Linked DNA regions of Homo sapiens: region 2 is linked to region 1. A link is a loop called in an ENCODE intact Hi-C map of the cell type or tissue named here. Cell type or tissue: PC-3. All regions are shown on one strand. Links, peaks and the distances in the headings refer to the core of each region. The heading gives the core; the rest is flanking DNA.

Evidence for each region. Hi-C counts contacts between places; a loop is a spot of excess contacts. Peaks named below come from ENCODE experiments on the same cell type or tissue, not always from the same donor. Only the 100,000 strongest peaks of a DNase experiment are listed, where the experiment ranks them.
Region 2: it touches region 1 in a loop (2.4-fold over the local background); 2 of 110 quality-filtered maps call a loop at or near these places.

The regions. Positions count from the first base shown.
Region 1 is chr5:92,012,647-92,025,769 of GRCh38, reverse strand. No RefSeq gene overlaps it. Among named protein-coding and RNA genes, the nearest start is that of ARRDC3, 640 kb to the right of the region's middle. In PC-3, for the core only: no CTCF peak of the experiment used is centred there; DNase peaks (open chromatin) are centred at 6,179 and 7,779; H3K4me3 peaks cover 343 bases; H3K27ac peaks cover 2,406 bases.
Region 2 is chr5:91,636,643-91,649,765 of GRCh38, reverse strand. No RefSeq gene overlaps it. Among named protein-coding and RNA genes, the nearest start is that of ARRDC3, 260 kb to the right of the region's middle. In PC-3, for the core only: a CTCF peak has its summit at 7,804 (motif pointing left); a DNase peak (open chromatin) is centred at 7,815; H3K27me3 peaks cover 582 bases.

The sequences.
Region 1 (13,123 bases), core at 3,398-11,397:
TCCAGCTGTGCATAACACTGAATCTTCTCACCTGGGTGTGTCTGAACATACTGTCTTACTCCTAACAAAAGAATACAGTAAAGTAATGGGATGTCATTTCTGATAATAGGTTATAAAAAGACTTCCATATTGGGTCTTCCCTTGCTTTCTTGATTTGAGGGAAGCCAGATGCCACTTTGTGAGCTACCTTTTGGAAAGGTTCATGTGGCAAGAAACTAAGGGAGTCCTGTGATCAACAGCCAAGAAAAACGAGACCCTGGTAACAGCCACATGAATGCAACCACATGAATGAGTTAGAAAAGGACACTCACCCATCCAACGCTTTGAATGAAAACGCTAACCTTTGCTGACAGCTTGACTAAAACTTCAAGAGATTATTTAAGCCAGAGAAAACCCAACTGATCTGTGCCCAGATTCCTGACCCAAATGCATTTTGAGATAATACATCTTTGCTATTTTAACTTGCTAAGTTCTGGTCCAATTTTTAATGCAGCAATAGATAACTAGTACAAGTATAAATTTAAAAAAAAAGACTTATTTGACTTTGAATCATACACACATATAATGGATAAGATTCTCAAAAATTATTTTTTGTTAATTGAATTAATAATATTCTCTTAAACTTTTACTTCTAACCCTTACCAAAATGTTTGAGGCATTCAAACTAACTTTAAGCATTCTGAAAAATAGTTTAAAACTTTGTTCATTAGATAAGAGTAAATCTTTTCTTCAAAATGGAAAACAAAGTCCTCCAATCATGCAAATGCATTATAAATCAATATTTGAATAAGTATACCTAGGGGCATATTTGCAGACTTACAAAGAAAAAATTAAGGAAAATTCTTGGAATGCTTTTCTCTAGGATCATACTTTGAATTTAGTCATATAATTACATTATGTAAAGCATGAGTTTTATTTTTGGTTTTAAAAATCAAATGACTATCACGTAGGTGGCACCATGTCTACATATAATAAGGGTGCCCTATTTCCCTAGGCATTAATTTGACTTCTTAAGCTGAGTAAACCATCTTTTTTTCCTAGAAAGAGAACCCCACCAATTATCCTTTTATTATATTTTCATAATAACAAATATTGCCTCGTGCAAGATTCCCCATTAGTGTTTTATATTTAAGTGTGCAGTCTGTTTAATCCTTCAACTTTATCATACTTCACTGATTAATCTAGTTTAAATACCATAAAAGTCCATAACCATTGCTATAAAAAACTTACGCTTGCTTATTAAACTAGCTACTTTGCCACTGTCAAATGCAAGCAATAAAATTGTGCATAAATATAATGGAAGCAAACATTTTTGCAATTTGCTAGATTCTATTCTGTGCATCTCAATGCCTACAATTTAATTCAAACTCATGCAATGAAACATCTAAAATATATTTTGTATAAATATACTTTAATATTTAAACTGTGCCTCTGGGTATCTGGTATGGATGCCTCTTCATTGAATGGTCCTTGACACTATTGTTCTAAGACAAAAGGAAGGCTGTTCTTGAAATGTTCTCTAAGATTTTTGTGGTGAAGACTTCAAATTCAAAGAAGTATATACAGGTAAAATGTACCAGATTTCTTCTGCATGTAACTGAAATATCTGTCTTTTATCTGACCCATAAATAACCATGGTTGGTACAGTACAAGAGATTTTTATTGGAAGCCTGAAAATGAAGATGAGAAAGAATAATACTTAAAACTTGGCACCAAATGACACCACTTTGTACCTAATTAACTTGTCATTGTTCCTTAGAATTGTTGCCGAAATCTTTGTTGATACAAAAAAGAGCTTTAACAACTTTTCCAAAAATCCTTACTCATGGCATGTTGTCAATAAATCTTTGAAGACAGAGCACTTTAGGGAAGAAGTCGCGTAACTGAAGGATTGAGCCAGATCCCCTCAAAATCCACTCAGAGACATACTCTTAACAAATAACAGCAATGGGTTGTACGGTTAGCTTAAACTGCAGCTTGCTCATCGCCATAATGACAAATTGCTTTTAAATTTGCCTAGCACCTGATTGAGATTAATGGGTTGTTTGGCTTCTTACTCAGCAGTACTATATATATATGTATATATTCATTCCGCTTTCTTGGCTTATCACTATATACTTTTCACATCCATAAGGGAGATTAGTGTTTTTTGGGAAATGGGATTTGTTAATACACATCCATCAACAGAAAACAGAATGAGCAGAGATATACACAAAGAAGAACACATTTCATTTTTCATCAGATTCAGAGAGAAAATGATCTATTTTTCATTCAATCAACGAATGGCTGAAAATATCGTGGATTTCCTATTCCTACTTGTGTCTAAACACAATTCATAAGTCTTAATTCATTAGACTAATGTGTTTATAAGGCAGTTGAAATGTCAAAGCTCTGCTGGATTTAGTATAAACTTAAATTCCATTACCTGGCAGGCATTAATTGCTTATGGAGCATAGGGATTCTTCCCAAGGGTCTTATATGTTTCCTTTTGTCATTTTGCTAACTATTCTGTCTAGACGAACTTAAAGCCCTTAATCCACCATAGGGATCAATAAACTGCACAATAATTCAGTCCTAATAATTAGCTTTCACTTAAACACAAATGGTCATTTCATTGTGAACTGCAGTACAAAATGATAATGAAATAATTAAAAAGACAGATGAAAGAGTGACTTAATAGGAAAGAGGCCTTACTGTTCAATTAGAGGCATTACCATTCAACCTTTTTATTACTGCCACAACCTTTCAATTTTTTAAAAAAATAATACTTCAAGCTCTGCTCATTTAACCCATGGCAGTATCACTATTATATGCATGGTCTTATAATGTGAGCCTTATGCTACAGTCTGCTGTGAAGCAGTTGTCTCCCTGAAATTATTAAAACGGTGAACGTTTGATTCAAAGGTCTATAAATTGTATATAAATCATATTTTACTATATTGTCCTGATTTTTCACATAAGGGATTTTCTTAAGCCTTCCCAATTTCTTTTTAAACAGGATTAGCTCTACATACTTCCTTTGAACCAGCCTCAAAATTGTGTAGAACAGTTTGAAGATACTGATGTTCTGAAATAAATTGTAAAGGCATCTCATTTTCCCCCAAGAGAATTTCCTAGGATAGTCTACAGTACAAAAATTCTTCATATTTGCTGACCTGACAATTTAGTTATAAGTCCAAAAAGGTACAAAACTTCATTAACCTTTTAATACACTCTTACAGATGTAGCGTGATAGATATGTTTGAATCTTTATGATCAAAGCACTAGCCTAATAGCAAAATCTTTCACTTTACCTTTGCCATGTCTTGCTTTCATTTTAATTCCTACTCTATCCTCACATGGATATGGACAGGCTGTACTTCAGCTTTGCCAGTAGCTAGAGACATTCATAATCAATTTCAGCAAAACTTGCTGCTGTTCTTGCTGTTGGCACAGGGGATACAGCCCTTGAGCTTCCCCAGTCTCTTTGACCCCAAGGTAAATGTCTCTATGAAAAGTCTCAGCTCATTAATCCTGATCAAACTTGGGAAGACTCACCACAAGCCAGACATCCCAGGTGAAATATACCTGTATTCTTCAAATACTAAGGGGATCTCTCTGTAAGTTAAAAACACAAATATAAGTCAGATTATGTCAATATTAAAAAGAAGACTATATGACTATATAGAATCACAGTACCTGCCAAAGTGGAGATAAAGACTCAATACATTTTTGGTGAATGAATAAATGAAAAAGTTTTGAAGATTTAAAGGCATGCCTTTCATTTCTCATATCCCTTTTGTTGCTATTACAGGTCTACAATCTCTCAGCTGTTATTTCAAGAAAGAAAAAAAATAGAATAAACACAAGATTCTTCTCCACTATCCCAAGTCTGACACAGACACACTTGGTAAAAACTTGGTCTGAACTTTAAAAATTTTTATAAAAAATAAAATATCTTATAGTATTTTAATATTTTTATGCATATCCCTTATTTCTTTTTTAAAATCTGAATCATTATGAATTTTAAAACATTCAGTGTCATTATTTATCTAGTGAATAGTACTGTGGATACACAGTTTACTAATTGTTGACTATAGTGTACATATAGCCTGTACTTAGGGATAGGTCAGACAAAATTTACCATTGAAATTGGAGTAGTTTTTTGTTTGTTTGTTTGTTTGTTTTTGTTTTGTTTTTGAAATGGAGTTTTGCTCTTGTTGCCCAGGCTGGAATGCAATGGTGATCTCGGCTCACCGCAACCTCCACCTCCTGGATTCAAGAGATTCTTCTGCCCCAGCCTCCTGAGTAGCTGGTATTACAGGCAAGCGCCACCACGCCTGGCTAATTTTGTATTTTTAGTACAAATGGGGTTTCTCCATGTTGGTCAGGCTGGTCTCAAACTCCCGACCTCAGGTGATCCACCCGCCTCAGCCTTTCAAAGTGCTGGCATTAATAGACAAGACCAATCATCTGCAAAATAACCTCTCAGTAGAGGGTTTATAGATGTGGTACTACGGACACTATGGTACTTCCTGAGTTTCTATAAATCAAAAACTATACTGATTTCTCAGACAAATCATAGGCACTAAAAATATTCTCAGTGATGAACTATCATTAAAATAAAATTTTAACCTTAGCAACCTGGTAACAGAAGGCAGAATCTGTGTGAGCTATATTTGAAAAGAAGAATCAAGGAGAAGAGCTGATTCATCATGCCAGTGTTTTCAAAGCTTATTATTTATGTCATGGAAAGAATAATCAGAGACACTGTTAAAAGATTTTTGGTCCCATCCCTGGTAATCCTGATCCACTGTATTTGAAATGGGCTCTAGAAATTCAGCCAATATTGGGTGTATAGGTAAAATTATCTTTAGACTACAGAATGATATCTTGTCCAGTTCAGCTAGTTTGATAACAATTCAAAATCTCATTTTACTTATTTTAACTTGATGCTCACCACACAGTATTCTCCCTGTGTAGTTTTGAGCACAAGGAAGGAGCATCCTATGTAAATGACGCATATTTCGTGAATAAATAAATGGACATCATGGTTTACAATTCAGTGTCTTTTAAGTTCAAGTGCTCACAGTTAAACTAAAGTCAGACCTTAAGAAGTTAATAATAATTGAATAAATTTTCAAATTGGATTTCTGTAAATGTTAAACTGAGAGTCTGACTAAACTGTAGTAAACCCATTAGGACCTTGTTGACCTGCTCATTTTTATCCAAAATAGCCAGTTGGCTTTCTCATTTTACAATCTATCAAACAATATTTTTCTTTTAAAATTTTATTGTTTCTTATGTTAGCATGATATGAGAATGGTATATAGTATTTATAATATTAATATTGACCAGTCTTATCAGCTAAATCAAACATTAAATGATTCACATAATCAGGTGAGCTAATTTAGTACAGAGACTCAGCACTTATCAAATACTAATTTCTATTTGTGACTATTTCTACATTTCTAAAATAAATACAATTAGCGTTTGAAAAACAATCCATGAATGTGGAATATATTTCCATTTACTTGTGTCTTCTTCATCTACTTTGTATACCTATATCAAAGCATCATAGTGTACCCCATGACTATGTACAATTCTGATGTGTCAATTAAAAATAAAATAAAAGAACAAGAAAACAAAACTAAGGACAATATTCAAAGAGTTACATTCAAAAACTAGAAATAGAAACTTAAATTTCATAGAATTAAAACTATTTCCTTCTGAACATGTTGTCATTCTCAGAACTCATAAACATAACTTGATTTCCACGTGGTCCTTAACCTTTTCTTTTTAATCAATTAGTAAAGACTTTTTATATCTTGTTCTTTTTATTGTATTTATGTCGTTTCCAGGCTATATGTACTCTTACACTCTGAGATAGAAAACTGAGAAAGGAAAATGGTCTGAAACCCTAAGATTCAAACATACTTGACTACTGCAGTATTTTGTTCTTTGATTATAATGATTAATTTTGTGAAAAAGTCACACAGCTACTGTAGTCCTCCTCCCTTATCTTCAGTTTCACTTTCTGTGGTTTCAGTTACCTGAAGTCAACTGCGATCTGAAAATATTAAATGAAATATTTCAGATATAAAAATTCATAAATTTTAAATTGTGTGCCATTCTAAGTAGCCATATGAAACCTGATGCCCTCCTGCTCATCCCATCCAGGAAGTGACTCATCTCTTTGTCTAGCATACCTACACTGTTCATGCTACCCATCCATTTGTCACTTATCAGATGGAAAAAATGTAGCATATATAGGGCTTGATATTATCTACAATTTCAGGCATCCACTGGGGGCCTTGGAACATATTCCTGGCAAATAAGGTGGGACTACAGTGTTCATTAAGTAATATTCAATTTCTTGATGGGATATTGCAAAAGTTAAATGGGATATTATAAATCTAACAATATATGTGCTCCAACAATTTACCTATTCACAGATGACTTCCTCATTCGTGTGTGTGAACATAGCTATATTTCTAAAATAAATATAAGATGCATTCTTCATTTTTCAAAATATTTTGAAAGACAGCATAATTGCATTTTATATGTACCTGGAAGCCAGAACATTTGAAAAATCTCATGCTTTAAAAGAATTGTAAGGTCAGGGAATTGAGACTACTACTATTGCCTTGTAATTAAAAATGTACTAGAGGAAATATCTCAAAATTAAGAGAGTGCTAAAAAGGAAACCATAATCTAATTTGCTTAAACTGGTATAGATACCACTTTTTCTGATTGTACTAATGCAGTTTTTAGTACATAGTTGTGCATATTATAAAAGGAACTGTAGTAACATATATGTGAGGGGAAAAAAGCCTTAACTTATTTAGTTGACTAAAAATAGACATGCTTAAAGAATCGTTTATTTGTATTCAGTGTATTTTCTCTCCTACTAATGTATGAGCTCTGTTTCACTACCCAGACATTTTGCAGGTAATTAAAGGAATATGTTATCCATGAAAGTTAGAGTTGAGTAAGTTAAATCAATGATCTTCTACCCCTATGACCTCATACTGAGAGGGAGTTATTAGGTACAACTTTTCAATAGAAAATTCATACATCTTATACCATATTATTAATTCACTTCATAGACTATTGAACACTTCTGTTATAAAAAGGTAACCAAAATTATAAACATCTTTGAGCCTCTATTCTTTATCCAAAAGGGAGGCTTTTTAGCAGTCATATTGACATTTATGACAATTATAGGATACTTGTGAAAGATATTTACAATAAAACTGTATGTACAAATTTATATGAAAGCTATGAATCTACTAGAATATATTTAGCTTTTCTTCCTCGATTCTTAGAAGAAGATACATGAAACAGAAATTATAGTTTTAAGTGGTCACCCTATGGTAAGCTAAATTTATTTAATTTATTTATATGCAAATCCCCTCTTCTGCATTACTCCCATAAATAATTCATAATTACATAGGAAGAGAAAGTATAATCTTAACACAGATATAATTAACAATAGAAAGAATGAGTTGTTCTGAAAAAAACTTTTGACGAAAGTCAGTTGCTGTCACTGGAATTTTCTGCTTTTTCGTCCAAAGACCACTGGAAGACAGATTTTGTATTTCCCTGTCAGCTCATGTTTGACTTTTGCCATTTACATAAATACAGTGTAAAAAGTCATAGAAGAGGTAATGGGTGCTTCCAGCTTTTCTACTAACATAAGAAAGATGCAAGGGCTATAATATTCTTAGTCATTGACATTTACAACTATGGGTTTGTTTTTAATACAGGGCAGTGAGCAATGTACTTAAGGCCTCAGAAAATGCTTTATGGCATACACTAAAGGTGAATCACTTTTTTACTAGATTTATTGGCTGGAGGAATTGTAACCTCAAGAGGAAATTTAGCCAGTTTTAACCCAAGTAGTGCTTCTTATAGTTATTTCCTCTCAAATTCTCAGCAGGACTCAAGCATTCTAAATGTCCTATTCAGGGATCCTGATTTCCTTCCCCCAGCTGGTTTCCAGCACCTTGGGTACTGACAGAGTACTCATTAACAAACTAATTGATTTTTATTAATTATCTGTGGTATAATCTTTCCAGTGTTTTCCCCCCTAGTATCTAAGCTTATTAACTCCAAACATACATACACACACACACACACACACACACACACACACACACACACACACCCCACAATTAGTCCTAAAGAAACTTTGGAATGAGAGTGAACTCAAATATGCAGATAGATTGCACAAATCAAAATGCGATTGTAAAAAGGTTAGATTTATAGAATTATAAATATTGAGATAAAAAGAAACATAATTATGGAGAATATCCATTAAAGTAGCTTTAAAAAGCAGTTCAAATATTAGGATAGACTATGCATGCTGTACTTAAACTGTGTTTATAAGGAAAAACTATTCAAATGAAAACATAGCAGTGGAGAACAAACTCTCAGCAATGCAAGAGAGCAGATACTTTTTCATACTGTCTGTCAGAACTATTGGACACAATCTTTAATAAACTCTCAACATTAAATCCATTACTAAAATGTTATTAAGACCTTAAAAACACATACAAGTAAATCTAGAATTGTTTATTAAATAGCCTAAGAAGGAAGAATATAATGGTATTAATTGAAAACCTGGAAGGCTGAATAAAAGTTCCCATATCCATGCTCCTGCTCTGCTTCATTTCAGCTATGTGACTTTGGGCAAGTTTCTTAATGTCTCTAAGCCTCAGTTTCCTTACTTGTAATACTGAGATAATAAAAATACCTTCCTCATAGGGTTGTTGGGAAAGTAAAAGAGATGACATTCAGTACCATGCCTAGCACATAAATAAGGACTCAGTAAATGATACATGTACAATGACTACCACATTATCCTTTTAATTAATCATTCTTGCATTTATTGATGTGCCTGTATCTTATAGCTTATTTTATATTGACTTTAAAACAAAGTTACTCTAAATCAACTTGTTTGCTTACATAGTATTTTAAATTGAGCCCTTCATAGGGTCCAGTAAAGATTTCATTATGCTACTCCTTACCTTTCTCCACCACACAAACACACTTTCTTCATCATTCTGAATACCACAGGCAGCACAGCTGACTTCCATCTGGTTATCATCTTTACTTTGTCTTTTGATCAGTTTTCACATTCAGCCACCACTGGATCTAAGTGAGTTTTCCCTGTAAATGTCTAGGCACTGTGTTGTTCTCATTATCTCCATGGCTTTACTCTGAGCTATAACACTTACTCCTGTACTGTTACAGTATCTTCTTTATTGGCTTTCAAAACATTTAGGATTAAGTCTCAAAAAATTATTTTCTTTAGCACTTAGTGTATAGTACCTTTACTAAAATATATTAGGGACTGGCAGATGAGAAAAATAAATGGCACAGAATCCAACCAGTGAGTAATTATCTCCCTCCAACATTTTATTGAGGGTTAACATTTATTTTCTCAGAAGTTCCTAATACATGCTTGAATCAAGCTGGGCCTCATATTTATACTCTTAAGAATTTATTTATTTATTTCAAATACATCATTTATTGCTAAAAGTGCCCATGCTTTACTTTTTACCTCCTCTCACCAGAATTAATGTCAGAAACATGGTCTTGCCCAATACATAGCCTCTGCATTTCTTTTGCATTTATTAATTCATTCAACTAACTTGTATTGAGCGACTTTCATGCATCAGGCAATATACTAAGCACTAAATTTTTTTAAGCAACTGAGATGTGCTAGTCCCTTATCAGAAAACAGGACCAATGAGAACTATCTGACAGTCATAGAGGATTAAATTATATCATATGTGGATTAAATTGTATCATTTGGTAACTACAGCTTATCAAAATTGGACAAAAATATTGTAAAACAGAGATGTTCTAGTGGCAAACACTCCTGGGGCTTCTTATTATAACGCTCTAATTAGTCTTCAGTCCATAGAAACATGTTATGGTGATTGATAGACAATTCCCTTCTAAGTTATGTAACAGCATGTACAAAATCAGAAAAGCATTAAAACATCAAGAGTATCTGGGAAATGTCTGATGTACCTGGGAATAGGATTGATTTAATGGAGAGAAGAAAGAAAAGGAGCTGGATAAGTAAAATATGAGTAAAACGTACAATTGAATGTATAGACTACAGGAGCTTGTGTTTTATATTGTTGGTTGATGGTGTTTAAATTTTGGTGGTTCAGCATGTGTTGACCTTGTCCCAAAAATACACATGTGTATATCCACAATTTGTTACGGGATTTCATAGAAATCTAAAACCCAGATTATAAATTCCTGCTTAGGCAATGGGAACCCCAAAGAGATTTTTAATAAGTGAAGCTGAATCATGCAGTTTCTGTGGAAGAATATTCTGGATGCAATATGAAAGAAGGTTGGAGCATGGATGAGGAGGAAATTTTGCTGACCAGGAGAGAAGTGAGGAGGCTATTGCAATAGCTGAGATCAGGGAAGAAAGGCATATTGGATAAATGTCCTCATCTAGCCTTCCAAAGTTCCTTGTGCTTACCTTGACACACATTGTTACTCATTAGTAGTTATGTCTCCTTAATTCAAATGCAAGATCCTCCATCCCAGACAAGTAGTATCTCTACATGGAATGCTTGAATGAGGCTAAGGACATCTACAATAAATGAGAGGAAAAATCAGATATTGTGAACATTTCTGTGATAGAAGTAATAGAATTTGGCAATTATTAAATATAGGATGTGAAGGAGAATCATTAGCCAAGGTTGATTCCACTGTTTCTATCTTGGAGACAGAGAATGCAATATGAAGATTTAATTTTGTTAGATAATACCAATTTTGCTTTCAAATGCAAGTTATGCACCTATCTTGGTATTAATACTGATAATACATTCAGGAGAGAGGTCAATATAAGAGCATCATATGGCATCTGTAGTAAGTGGATGGTACTTGATATCCGCCAGTGGATGAGATGCTGCAGGGAGATTATGCACAATAAGATGAAAATCTAGAAATTATCTGTATTTAAACACTCCATGGAAAAGAAGGAGCCAGCAAAGAAGACTTGGAAAGGATAGCCAGATTAATAGAGAAGCAAGAGAAAATGACGACTGAAAGTCAAAGAAAGTGAGAATCCCAAGTATTGCAAAGTGGTGAAGAGCACAGAGAAGTCAGGGCAGGTAAGATCCAAAAGCTATTGCTGATTGGAGATATGTGTATTTCAGGAAAGTATTTTCAAAAGAGCAGTAGTAGCATAAGCCTAATAGAATACTAAATGTCATTTGGTGATGGGAAATGAAAATGAGAGAATATACACAAATTTTTCAATCAAGGATGACTTTGAATAGTAGTCATTTGATGGGAGGGAGAGGGGCAAGAAACTGTGATTTGTAAAGTTGTCTTTTTTTTTAATAGAAACTGTTGGAGACTTAAATGAAAGAGGAGAAGAAGGCCTGAAGACACAGGAAAAAATAATGTACAAAGCATTTCTAAGTCAGTGAAGCATGAGGAATCCAGTGCACAGCATCTCCGTGAAGAATGAAGGAAAGAAAGGCACCTCTAAGAAAATGTCTATCCTTAAATTAAACACTAATGTATGATAAAACGTGCATAGTAGTCTATATTCCTGTTTAGACCTGTGGGGTTTGGTGACATTTGCATTTACTTTCCTTGATGCCTATTAGAAAATGATTACCATGAAAGCAGATAATAATACCTTCTTTGCATCTCTTTAGATATTTATCTCTGACAAATAGAAGTAAACCTCAACAAGATAGAAATAGATTAAATTTTTTTGGTTGTTGTTGACCTGCTTATTTTACCTATATGAAAACTCTAATTTCTGGACTCATTTCCAGAATTTTCCCTTTTAAGTAATTATAGAATGTTCATGTTATCCTCATTTGGACCAAAGCTCAATAAAGTCAAGTGACTTCTATGTCCATACCTAGAAACGGGCTCAAGAGAAACAGACTCTGTTCACTTCTGTCCATTCCCTATCTTTTCCCATCTCTTCTCTCATTCATTTCTCACCAGAATTCTTTTTTTTTCCTTCAGGAAAACAATCAACCAAATAAAGATAAATCAAACTCATATAAATCAATGCAAATGTCCAGTGGATATAGTGGGCCAGTTAGCAGGATAAAGGATGTGCAGTAAACCCCTTGGCCCGCTGGTCATGGCTCATCAGGTTTGCCCACAGCCAGTCTTCGAATCCTAATTTAACTAAATGGGGGTAGTTTAAGTCCTCCTTAAATGCAAAAGCAATCACATATTTTTTTCATTCCTTAATATATGTCAGTGACTTCTCATTGTTTTCTGATTACGTTAAAACCCCTAAAGATGTTGACGAATTTTTTCATTAACCACTTTCAGTTTTTTCTAGAAATGGAAATTGTCCTCTCTACTCTATAAAATATCTATTTCCTCAGTGCTTTGATTTATACCTGTTGTCAACTTAAAAAAAAACTCAATAAATTGATGTATTAGTCTGTTCTCACACTGCTATGAAGAAATACCAAAAAGTGGGTAATTTATAAAGAAAAGAGTTTTAATTGACTCACAGTTCCACATTACTGGAAGGGCCTCAGGAAACTTACAATCATGACACAAGGTGAAGGGGAAGAAAGGCACCTTCTTCACAGGGTGATAGGAAGAGGAAGTGCGAGCAGGGGAAATAAATGCCAGACACTTATAAATCCATCAGATCTCATGAGAGCTCACTCACTATCCTACGGGAATAGTGTGGGAGAAACTGCCCCCATGATGCAATTACCTCCACCCTTGGTCCCACCCTTGACCCATGGGGATTATGGAGATTATAATTCAAGATGAGATTTTTGTGCAGGGACACAGCCAAACCATATCATTCCACTCCAGCCCCTCCCAAATCTCATGTCCTCACATTTCAAAACACACTCGTGCCTTTCCAACAGTCTCCCAAAGTCTTAACTCTTTCCAGCATTAACTCAAAAGTCCACAGCCCAATGTCTCATCTGAGACAAGGCAAGACTCTTCTGCCTCTGAACCTGTAACATTAAAAGCAAGTTAGTTGCTTCCTTGATACAATGGGGGTAGAAGTGTTGGGTAACTACACCCATTACAAGTAAGAGAAATTGGCCTACATAAAGAGGCTACAGGCCCCATGCAAGTTTGAAATCCAATAAGGCAGTCA
Region 2 (13,123 bases), core at 3,536-11,535, 380 kb after region 1:
CCGATTCTCCCCTGGGATGGGCTGTCTGCATGTGCAGTGACCTGCCAACACTTGGGAGGGGCTACATGCACAGTGTGTTTTCTGAAGTTGTATGCATTCTCACTTGCGGCGTTTTACCCTTACCAGTCGAGTGTTCCTAGAGGAAGGTCATATACCTGTTAAACTGTGCCATTTTGCCTCTTACTCCACGTGCTTGAGCCAACTCGCCCAGCTTCTGAGATCTTATTGGGAAGTGCTGATTACAAGTTTCAGGTGTTTTCTATCGGGAGATGGACTTTCCCTGGCGCTGACTGCAACCAGTTATTATTTTAGATAGTATAACAACCACCTAACCATCATCTGATGATTACCTGACATTCCTGGTTGGGAAGGAGTGGCCTCTCCTGCACTGCTCATGTCTGCCTAACTACCTACTCTAACAGAACTACCATTCTTTTGATGCTGAGTCTGTCCACCTCAGCTGGGCAACCATCAGTCCCTCTTCTCTATGATCTCCACTTTTCTCACAGCACAAGCCATCTTTCCTATCCCTCTCTCCTCTCCCAGTGAGCGCAAAAAGATAAGAAAAGTACTTAGGCATTCTAACATGCACTTTTATTGACCTGAGAGTCTTTTAACAATTCTGATTTTTTTTTTTTGTTTTGAGAGGGAGTCTTGCTCTGTCACCCAGGCTGGAGTGCAGTGGCACGATCTCTGCTCACTGTAAGCTCCGCCTCCCGGGTTCATGCCATTCTCCTGCCTCAGCCTCTCAAGTAGCTGGGATTACAAGCACATGCCACCACGCCCAGCTAATTTTTTGTATTTTTAGTAGAGACAGGGTTTCACCATGTTAGCCAGGATGGTCTTGATCTCCTGACCTTTTGAGCTACCCGGCCTCCCAAAGTGCTGGGATTACAGGTGTGAGCCACCATGCCCGGCCTCTGAGTGATTTTATGATTATGTTTACAACTATTCACTGTAAGGGACTACCAGGGAATGCAAGAAAGCATAAGCAGCATTAGTATAAGTGTATCAGTGTCAGAAACAACCCGATAATTTCTATCTTTCACGATATGCTTCCGCCAATCATTGAGTCATCTTTACATAAATACAGTCACTGTGCTGAAACCCACCTACAAGAATTGCTTTTTTACTTGTTCTTGACCAGATCCCTTATTTTATCCACAGACATCTGTCAACTTAATTGTCCATGCCCTTGGCATATAACAGGTGTAAGGCTGTTCACTAAAACAGAGTATTTCAGTCAAGTTTATATTATTTTCTTCTAGTTGCTTGTTCCAAACCAGACCTCTCTATCTCCTGGAATTCAGACATTTACCTATCCAGACCACAACTGTCAAACTTTGACTTCTTACTTATCAACCTAGGTTTCTGCTCTCCCAGTTCTTCCTGATCTTGGCAATTATATACACTTCCACTCTTCTATTGCCTGTCTAGAGTCTGTTCTCTTAAAACTATCTCAGTATATTGCCCAGTTCTGGCATTCTTGTCCTGATTACTGTTCCACTGGCACCCATGGAACTGCTGTCTATGAATTCAGTCAGTAAGCACTCATTCCATTGTAAGTATTAATCTAATCATTAAGTATTAATTCAGTTTTTGAGAACTTACCATGTGATCTGTTGTAGGAGTTGAAACACAGCAATGAATAAAACAGACCAAGTCCCAGCCCTGAAGGAACTTAATTATCAAGGGGTGACTGGTCAGGGCAAATATTTTGTTAAAATATGTTTACAACAAATATCCAGTTTGAACTGTGGCTTCAGTTCAAATTATTTCCTCAGAACCACCACAACAACTGACCATAATTAGACAGAAATACATGTCATTTAACACGGGAAAAAGCAACTAGAAAGTAATTTGCCACATTTGAAATCTAAGGTGGAGTCTGAAAAATATGCTTTAATTTTTAGGGTATTTCAAAATAACCTTTGCCCCAAATATTTTTGAAACAAAAGAAATTGAGAAAAATATTTGGCCTGTCTGTGGTTGATACATTTTTTATTTGAAAACCATTGTCAAATGCTCTAATTTGTTTTGTGTCTACCCTAATTTTTTTAAGTCTGAAATAGAGTAATTAATTTATTCACTCATTTAGTCATTCAACGCATATATTTTGAATGTCTATTGTGTGTCGGAACAGAGCTAATTCTCCAAGGGGACGAACGTAGACTAAGTAGGCAGTCAAATAATGTATGACAGTGCATATAAGGAAATAACCTGTATACACTGATACAGGGGGTATGGGGGAAGGTTTGGGCGAAGGGAAACTTTTTAGATAAACAGAGAATGCTTGAGACGTTAGGAGTGAGACTGAGACTTTTTTTTGATGTGGAAAGCAAATATAATGTGACTGAAACAGTCTCATATGCATTAAAATGATTGTAACACATCTGCCCTTTATTTATCACTGTTTCCCAAAATGTTCACCTTTGTTCTGAAAATGCGACTAAAATTCCAAAAGTTAAAAGCAAGAGAAAGTTTGGGTGTGAAACAAGGACTTACAATATAATTGCTCTTTCAACACTTAATTACACTGTATATTTTGAGAAGCTATAATCAAGAATTGAAAGTTGCTTTTTGTCTCAGGTTCAAAAATCATGAAGCAACAATTTACACAATGAATGTATCTTTGTAAGAAATTCTGAAACAGAAAACAATGAGTTGGTTACCATTTCCTAAGTGAAAATGAGTCCAGACAAGGGATACTGCCTCTCAGCAATTTTGGGGGTTTATTTTGTGGATGCTTTTTGAGTGGGAATGGGAGGTTATGAGGGCAAATAGAAGAAGACTCAATAATAGAAGCATTTAGCATAAATACATTTTAAAGACACTTTTGAGAAATCAAATATGGCTAGTTTTACACAATAAATTTTAAAGCATGTGAACAAAAAATTGTTGGCCAAGACAATTTTCCAAAACCTCATTTTGTTCTTATGCACAAAATTGTAAATAAACTATCTATTGCTACCTCTGTAAGCCCTATCAATATAATTATATGTTGTTATTACTTGGTTTCATCCTAGTATTAATACATTTTAAAAATAATCATATTCATCTTTTTATTCCCATTTAATGGAAATAATGTCTTAAGCATCTACTGTAGGAATATTATGACTTATGTATTAATATTCAGACACAGGCAAATATTTAATTCTAGTTATGTAAATTTATATAAAATTACCTTGAAAAATTAAGTTCATATTTAATTATTATTATATTTACTTTAAAAACTGTAAAAATAGCATGTTTTTCTAATAAATTATTATTACTATTTTATTCTCAATTCCTTTTTGTCTGATAAAACAATATAATTCCTATAGATGTAAAATAACATCTAGTTGAATCATTCATGATTTATCTGATTTTATGACCACAGAGTAATAAGAAATGGAGGAAGAGGAAGTAGAGTCATGCACCCCATAACAATATTTTGGTCATTGATAGACTATATATGTGATGGTCTCAGTTATCTATCAGATCATAAAACATAATATATATAGGGTTGGTACTATCCACAGTTTTAGGTACCCACAGGGGGTCTTGGAATGTATCCTCCTTGGATAAGGGGGGACTACTGTACTGCATATACTGTCCATGACATTTTTTCTTTTTAATTCAATCTATGTAACTTAGACAGTTTTCATTTCAGTACATATATGTAGTTTGACACAATTTTCAGTGATTGCATAATTCCATTTTTTAAATAATAATTTTATTGTTTCTACAAAAGATACATGCTTTTTCTAAACTATACTCAAAAAGAAAAATACAAAGAAGAAAGCCTCAAATGATTCCATCACCAGATATCATTGACATTCACTGTACAGCACTCCAAGCATCTCCCCAAGCCCGAATAACTCAGGATATTGCTAGATATATAAATGCCTTGCAAGAACAGGGATCATGTCACACATACCACAGCTCTTTTTTAATTTCTTCAGTTCCTGTTTATTAAGTACAAACCATTCTTTTTGTCATTCGCCAAAAAGAAGTAGCAGCAAAACAAGCCTCAAAGATTTCAGGAAATATGAAATTTAAAACTTTGTCCGGAGAAAACTCTATCCATTAGTTGGTTCTTGCAGACAACTGAGAAGCCTACACAGTGATCTGGAGCACTGTGTCTCATAGAGCAGGTGGCCAAACTCCCCTCCAAGCATGGACACCTGCTGAGGTACAGAGCTCTGCAGCAGCCGCGGGTAGGCCTGGGGTCCCTCAGACTAGTGGCGACCTCCTGTTGCTCTAGTGCTGCTCCTAGAGCCAAGCTTGAGAATCTGCTGCTGATGTGTTTTACAACCTGGGAGGTGTCTGTGGTAGGCAGACCAATGTCCCCCAAAACACTCATGTCCTAGTCCCTGGAACCTGTGAACATAGTACCTTATATGGCAAAAGGGACTTTGCAGATGGGATTGAGTTAAGGATCTTGAGATAGAGAATGATCCTGGATGACCTGAGATTCGGGGGAGCCATGTAGTCCTGAAGATCCTTGTAAGAGGGAGGCAGGAGTGCCAGAGTCAGAGAGAGATGTAAGCACAGAAGCAGAGGTCAGAGAGGGCTGTGTTTCCTATCACTGTTCTAACAAATTACAGCAAACCTGATGGCTTAAAGCAACACAAACATATGACCGTTCTGGAGCTCAGAATCTAAAATGGGTCCACAGGGTTGCATTCCCTCAGGAGACTCTGAGAATAATCTGTTTCTTGGCCTTGTCCAGCTTCTAGAGGCCTCCTCATCCCCTGGCTGGGGGTCCTTTCCTCCATCCTCAAGCCAACAGTGTAGCATCTTCAAATTCCTCTCTAATTCCACTTTCTTATTAGGTACTTAGAAGTATAAAAAAGTAGAGGCACCATCTAGAAGATGGTAAGAAAAGAAAACATAATCACAACTGCTAATCAGCATACACACACACACACACACACACACAGAGACACACAGTCTCTGCTGTTGTTGGCTAACGTAATATTTCAGGTGGATGCTCAGTATTTACAGAGGGCCTAAAAGATGCACAGTGCTAGTTAAATAGATAGACAAAGTGCTGAAATGGATATTGCCTTCCTTTTATTCAAGAAAATGCAATGTTTTGTCTGCCAAGAATTTGACATTTTGCTTAAGGGTAAGATGAGAAAATATTTAGGTAGGCATTAAAGGAAAACAGAGAAATTTAAGTAATAGCAAAATGCCAGTAAAACACACACACACACACAGATTAGCCACAGTCCTTTAGGTAAAGGTCAGAAAAGTATAGAATAGGCCTATAAGAAATAATGGTTACACACATACACACACAGACAGAGGCACACACATGTATAACATAAGACAGAAAACTTTTTGTCTATAACTATTCACAGCCAAAATACGCCTGGCTGTAGAAGAGGCTGATGAAAAATTATCAGGTGGGAAAAATATTCGAGCAGGTGATACATGTTAAAGAACAGGCAAATCAACAATTCATCCTTTAATGCTGTCTAAAAACGTAAAGCAGGGTTGGTACAATTTAGTAAATGCCATCCATCCACAAAGCCCATACCAAGCCAATTTCCAACAGCCAACATTTTCCATCTTATTTTCTCTATAATATTTAGCTCTTTGCTTTAATTACACTTGATATTTGTAAAGAGAAAGCTGGCGTTGTAATAATTGGATAGCTTTTTTATCTATGTTGGCAGAAACAGAATTTTCTCTTATATTTGAAGAGCAATACAAAAGCAAAGTCTCCTTTTCTCACAAACTCAATGCCAAAACTATCCTCTGAGTCACACAGTTTCTTTAAATCATGTTGTTCTGAAAGTTGAGATGTGCTATCTTAAAGCTGCTGCCAGGATCACACTGTTCCTAAGCTAGAACCAAAAAACTAGCAATGTCAATCCGTCAAAGTGTATAGACCTCTCCAAGACATTATTTTTCTCCTCTTTTATTCTCTTCTTCCTTCTGACATTCCCACTTTTTTCTTTCCTTCCTCTTATCCTTCTTTCTTTCCTATTTTATGCTTCTTTTCTTCCTTTTTTCCTTCCTTTTTTGTCCTTCTTTCCCCTCTTCCCCCTCCCCATCTCTCACTCTTTCTGTCTCTCTCTCTCATACACACACACACACACACATTGAGGATGCAAGAGAAAGCAAAGTAATGACAACCTTTTAAAATTACAGATCCGAAAGAAACTTGGGAGGTCCTAATATAGCAAGAAAATCCTCTGCTCACCACATTTTTTCTAGAAAAAAATAATTCCAGACTGAGCTGCAGAGTTTCAGAATCTCAGCACAATACCTTCAGCTTTAAAGGAAAAACTGAATCTTCTAATGGAAAAAAATTCCGTGTTGAATTAATTACTTTTAATATCTATACAACATTTTAACTGTTGGGGATAATGTTTTATTTATCATTAATATCAATCAAATATAAATATATTCTTAAAATTTTTTCATCATCAAATAAGTATTTTAAATTGCATTATGAAATCTAGGAAAGGTGTGCTCTTTAATATGTACTAATGACATTGTGAGTTGACTGTCTGTGCAAAATTCAAATATAATCCTGTAGACTTTTGTTAAAAAGCAGGTTTCCTAAGTTCTCATTCTCATAAGTTATTCTTAGCTATTTTAAAATACCAGAAACACTTCTTAAAAATTTTAAATTCACTTTGCAAGCAAAATAGATAACTCTACATGCGCACAACTACCAAAATTTTCATTTATGTATTCAAAATACCTGTTTTGAAAGGACATTTACCTGTTTTCAGTCACAACTTAGGTGTAAATCTCTAAAATTTTAGCTGACAGGTTTTACTATGTAATAAAACATGTCAAATTCAAACTGACAAGTGGATTTCATTTTTGGAGGGTTTTTCCTCACACCTTTTTCCATTATAATACAAGTACTACTTAGCCATATGATTTTCTGCAAAACTTAACGAAAATGTAAAACATAATGCATGTCTCAACATCTTAACACTTACATAGAGCGTTCTGGGGGAAAAGAAGAGTCTTGCTAAATTCAGAAAATTGTGCTGTCTGTAAATGAAGAGGCTGCCAGCTTTCATCTGTTCTCTTTCTCTAGGTACTTGCATGCCTGCCTTCTAAACCTAGAACGAGGACAGTAATTCCATCCTTGTTGCATCTCTGAAATTCTTCAATTACTCAATTTGTGGAATTAGAATACCGCATTGTCCGGCCACATTTGTTCTAAGCAGATGATCTGGACATAGAGAGATGTCAGCCAATGAGCAGAATAACCACTGTATTTGCAGCTTATCTTTTAATGGAGATCTGGAGAGATGTAAAATGCAACCATCCCATTAAGTGTGCATATGCACCACTCGTTTAATCAACCTGGAAATTACGAGATAATGTATTATATTAATTTATTTTAAGCCACAATTAATATTGGAAATAAATACTAATATGACAAGCTATATAAATTGTAAAGCACTTTTATTGTGGGTGCTGACTCCAGCTTGGTGAGTGGTGAGAGACTAAACTATAGTTCACTGAAATTGTGTGTGTGTGTGTGTGTGTTATAGAATTAATCTATTCTATAACTATCATTATTAGCATGAACATTAAGCAATAAGAACTGGTGCTCTAGTTTAGCTACAGCAGGACATCTTAATTTTGAGCTACATGCTTAGATGAAAAGAGACATAAGATTATATTTGCATAAAAACTTTTAATTATTTAACTTTTAACCTAACAATAGATACTTACAATCTTAATTTTTTGTACAAATGCCTCAACATTAAATAGAAAGTGATATTTATTTATTATCAAATGTCATATAACAAAAGAAACGCTAGCTGTTATTAAAAATGGACCACTACTGCCCCCTTCTGGTATAAAAAAGGAAGAAAAATTATTCTTCTCAGGACTTGAAAAGACACTCCCACTAATCCCCTAAACAGCTGTTTCAAGTCAGATTTACGCCAATTCTTTTCTGACTTAGTAATAAATCTTTCATTCTTCACCTAAAATGCTGAATATTCTGATGTTTTACTGTTGTGAGTTACCTTTCTAGGAAACATTACAAAGTCAGGGAATCCTGTTATTTCTTAAATATAATAAAATGGCTTTATGCAAATTGAGCTTTAAAATAAATTCGGGAAATCATCATTTAAAAAATATTTGAAGTTTTATCATCATTGGTTTTACATTCGATTGTGTGAAAGCTAATACACTTGAATCTATATCTGGCTTAATCACATGAAATGTCATGTTGCTGCGGTTTTCACCAAATTCAAGCTGATACTCACAGACACACTCATTCATTACACTCCTTTCTGACATAACATAAAGGGCAAAAGGCAGCATGATAGATTAAAAAGATATTACGGTACAATATTAATTACAGTATCAGCACCTTTTTCTAGCTCAGACTGCATATAAACGTCTATTTTCATTTTTACATTCAGAATATACTTTGAGGGAGAATGAATTTATTGTATAGTGAATGGGAATTTTGGTCAGATATTTTAATGTCAGGATGGCACCAAGTGTGAGCATATTAGAAAATTTGGAATTTCTGTCTTTAACCCAATTTGGATTTTTGCACGATTATTGTAAGAATGTAAGATTGAGGGAGATTATACAAATCATCACGTATGTAACCAGATAAAACAAAACAGAAACACTTAATTTAAAAATTATACTCTATGAAACTGTAAGCCAAAAAAAATTACCTTTTTCTCCAAAGAATTTTAGAAAAGTATAACAAAACATTCATTTTCAGAAGTGAAATATTAAAATAAATGGTACTGCATTCTTAAATTATAATAATGTCTCCTAGTGTTGGGCATATTACATTAATTTATGAAATCTTCCATTAGTAAAATTACCCACAAATCAATAACTTTTACTACTGTTTAAATACATCAAAATAAAAATATTCAGTATTTCTAACATATCTCATCAAAATATGGATCTATAAACAAGATCAACCTCAGAAAAAAAAATCATCCTCAACCAGCAATGTCATATTGAACTTCCAAATAAGCTTGCTAAACGCCTCTGTTACCTGACTAGGCTCAATTCATATTTTACTCCTAAAGTACCATTATTCCATGTCATTATTACTCATATCTCATTCCAGAATGATTTTGTTTTCTGAAAAATATGTGGCTGTATTTTTTTTTAGTCTTTCCTGCTACCCACTTCAGGGTGTGTGTCTTTTCTACTGAGGCAGTTTAACTTTCACACATTGAAAATGACAACCAGCTCAATTTGATGATGCAGAAGAACTAAATACATCAGGAATAATGGGACCTAATGAGATGTTTGTGTTATACTATATTTCAAATGAAGAAGTGCTGCTCTGTGAAAGTATGAAGAACCCAGGAAGTAGCACCAGAGGGATGATTTCTGAATGGGTGTTTTTACCTATCAAATTTGTGACTCTCCTACAGCTTATCCCTTTGACCAGGAGTAACAGTAGGATGAAACATGCTGACTTTGCTAACTATTCTGTCCTGAGACTCTCTGACATAATCCACTTATAGTTTCTAAAATTCTGTGGTGTGATCCAGATGTTTCTATTCCAACTTTCTCTTCAGATTTTCAAAAATATACAAAGGAATCCCTCTATATAGAGAATAATAAATCAAATGAGGAAACAATTTAAATTATTATTTTTAAGCAGTAATAGTGATTGTATTGTATCACAGGAAAACTAAAACGTATTTGATTTCTAGTTTTAACTCTTTGACTGCATTTAATTATGGTCCTCATTTATTATCACTACCAACAAGGATATGGAGGGCACTTTTCAATACATTCCCTCTGACACTCAGAGGCCAATTCTCTCTGAATGCAAACCACACATGGTACAGCTGCGGAGTGCTGATGCTGGTATGCAGACACTATAGATATGCAACTGTCACTAGGTGAAACCGCATTAATAAATACCCACCTCAAAGAAGAGGGAGGTGTTAAGGCTTTTAAGCCACATTATACATTATATTCAGAAATCTCTGAGTTGCTTGTTGCAGTTCAGAAGGAAGAGGACCCAGAATATTTTAGGTATATATGAAACATTAATATTATATATAATACAGTGCTACTATAATCAAAAGGACAGCCAAAGAAAAACCAAATATGATCTATGTACATTGGAGGAAAATCAACTGTATGAAGACTAAAAAATTTAGATCCAAATTCTAATTTTTTAATTCATATGTGCCAGTTATCCAAATGTTTTAAATATTTGGGAAAATAAAGGCTTTTCCATGTATGCAAATATTTATAGCATTTGTATACATAACAGTTTTCCCAGTTTTAGCATATCTTATGTAACATATATTCTAAACTTGGTAGATCTGTGTACTAATTATGAGAATCATAAAATTATGTTTCAACAGAAAAGAAAAATGTAAGAGAGAAAAAAGTGCTTCAAAAAAAAAGCAACTAAAGCTGTTTAACTATTAATGATGATTTCCAACTATTAGGTAAAGATTTTTTTCCTAGGTAGATCGTGGGAGTTCGTGATAACTATAGGTATGATCAAGGCTTATTTCAATGCTTTGAAATGTCAAATGAGTAATTTTATTCTCTTTTATTTTTAAACTATTTGCAGAGACAACACACAATTATATAATGTTACATTTATTTTAACCTACACTTCTTCCTTCATAAGGTTACTTGTCTAAACATTTCACTAACATTGTGCAATTTTAAACTGAGAAAAAGAACAAAGTTACAAGTGTGACAATTTATCAGGAATAGATTAAGTGACAGCTGTAACTAGAATCAGAATTAGTAGATTATTTTAATAGTTCCAGGAAGAGTATAATTTACAAAAGTACATTTGAACGATGTTAGGAAGATATCAGGAAGAATTATTTGCTTAGTACAGGATGATTTCTTTAAGTTAAACTTCAGTACTATTCTTTCCATTTGAAATGTTTTAAGTATAGAGATGTGTCTCTTGATTCAGCAATTCAACAATTGATTCATTGACATGAGAGAAAAGTGAGCATTTCCCAAAGATTTTGCTGAAGTCATGGAATCTTTTTGTAAATTTATGATTTTTAAAAAATATCTTTTGATAGATTGTCCTTCCTGTGATTGTAATTCTAAGAAAATAATATATGCATTCAAATTTTTTTATATACTAAATTAACTGCAATTCATCTTTCTTACAATTGAATTACTAAGAAAGAATTTATTTAGGCAAAGTTTCATTATATTCTATTTCTCAACTCCCTAATATCTAGAAATCTGTTTTTTTCCCTGTATCTAGAAATCCTTCCTTTTTTCCTGAAACACTGCTCCTCCAGAAATCTTGACTATTTAAGAGGTATTAATCCAAATTTTCCTAAAGCCTAATATATTAACAGTCGATACTATTCTTTTACCAACATAACCCACTTGACTTTAATGCAAATATATATGTGAGACATGTTTTTGTGAAGCATCTTTCATTATGTCCATCAGTATGTTCTTTCATAAGTCTTATCCATTTCAATATCATTTCTTCAGGTGAAAAAAGAAAAAAAAAAGCTTCAAGAGGAACCATTTATCCCTTACACAGTGATGTGTATATTTGGGTATTTCTTAGATTGATGATGATGATGATGATGAGATGATGATAATGATGATGATGATGATTTAAAATATTATATTTTTGTAAATATTGCTTGAAAAGAAGAACTTCAACTTGGGAATTATGCCAGATACAAATACACCTTTCAACTTTAAATTTTGTAATTTTAAAATTTCCCTTTCCAAAAGTTCCTTCGGATAACTTATTATCCTGCTTGAGTTTTTATAAATTGTATGCGTTGCAAGGCAGAATATATTTTGCATTTCTGTCAAAGGTTCAATACCCGTTATAAGTAGAGTTGTGACTATACAAGGACTATAACAAAAGAAATTGCATGATATCCTTACCCTCACAGTGATTACATTCTCTTTCAAAGCAAAATAACTTTAACATAGAGCACAGTCTCTCCTACATTATGGAATGTTAAACTTTCACTCACAAAAAGCTATGCGTTCAGCATATTTACTATAAAAAAGTAGATTTTATTTCACCTATTAACTGATACAAAAGTGTTTTCTCCTTAGAGCCAAGGAGGAAAAAAAGCAAGTGGGTTATAAACACACACATTACAGATAGGTAAATAGATACAAGATAGAAATTCAAACTAATATAAAGATTTGAGCTGCCTTACATTATCGATTTTGGTTAAATGGAAGAAAGAAAGAACATTTTTAGTATAGAAATATGCATATTTATGACATACCTAATTCAGTGTCCAGTTTGTTTTATGATTTTTGTTTACTAAAGAGAAAGAAAAAGAGCTCTCTATACTTTCTGGACAGAAACATCCTGGACTTAACACTAGCCAGCCAAATGTGACCTAACTTTAAACTGCAATTGAAGAGTTAGGTCCTATCAAAACTGCCTACTCATAGGACTCAAAAAATGACCACGTATAAACCCAGTAAATGACCATGCGAATAGACAAGCGAATAAAAGGAAAACTGAAGATCAATCTATAAACTAAGGAACAGAGAATAATTTATTTATGATTGAAAAATAAAAATAAAATATAAGTTTAAAATGTGAATATAAATTTTCATGTGAAGATTGAAGCCATGGTTCTATAAATCTAAATATTCCCTGTACTAAAGTAGTTATAAACAGAAATTAACATTTTATCATTATAGTTTCACCTGGGAAGAAAATTCTGAATTTTACCTATGTCTAAGCAATGCTTTTCTAAATGGATTTTGAGTAAACTCAGAAATGACATCACAAAACAATTAGCCAAGTTCATTAAGGATATTCATTCCAAGTATATTGAGGCTTTAGCCAAGTAGATTGAGGAAAGTAATGACAAATTTTTAATGGCAGCTCATCTCCTTAAAATGAATTTTCTCAAATCTCTTCTGTTGGAACTTGTACAGTTGGAAGCATGCAGTTGATCGTTCCTAACATTTGCATGAATGTGTATGTGCTTGTGAGTGGCCACTATGTGTGAAGTCTAAGGGGACTGCTCCATGTTAATGAGAAACCAAGGAATTTCTCTAGCAGCATCTGGCGTAAGTGTGAATCACATAATTTAAAGTTGCCTTGGACAGCTTTTACTTACATGTCTTGTTTCAAATTTTAGATCTTCTTTCTTAAAAAGCACTT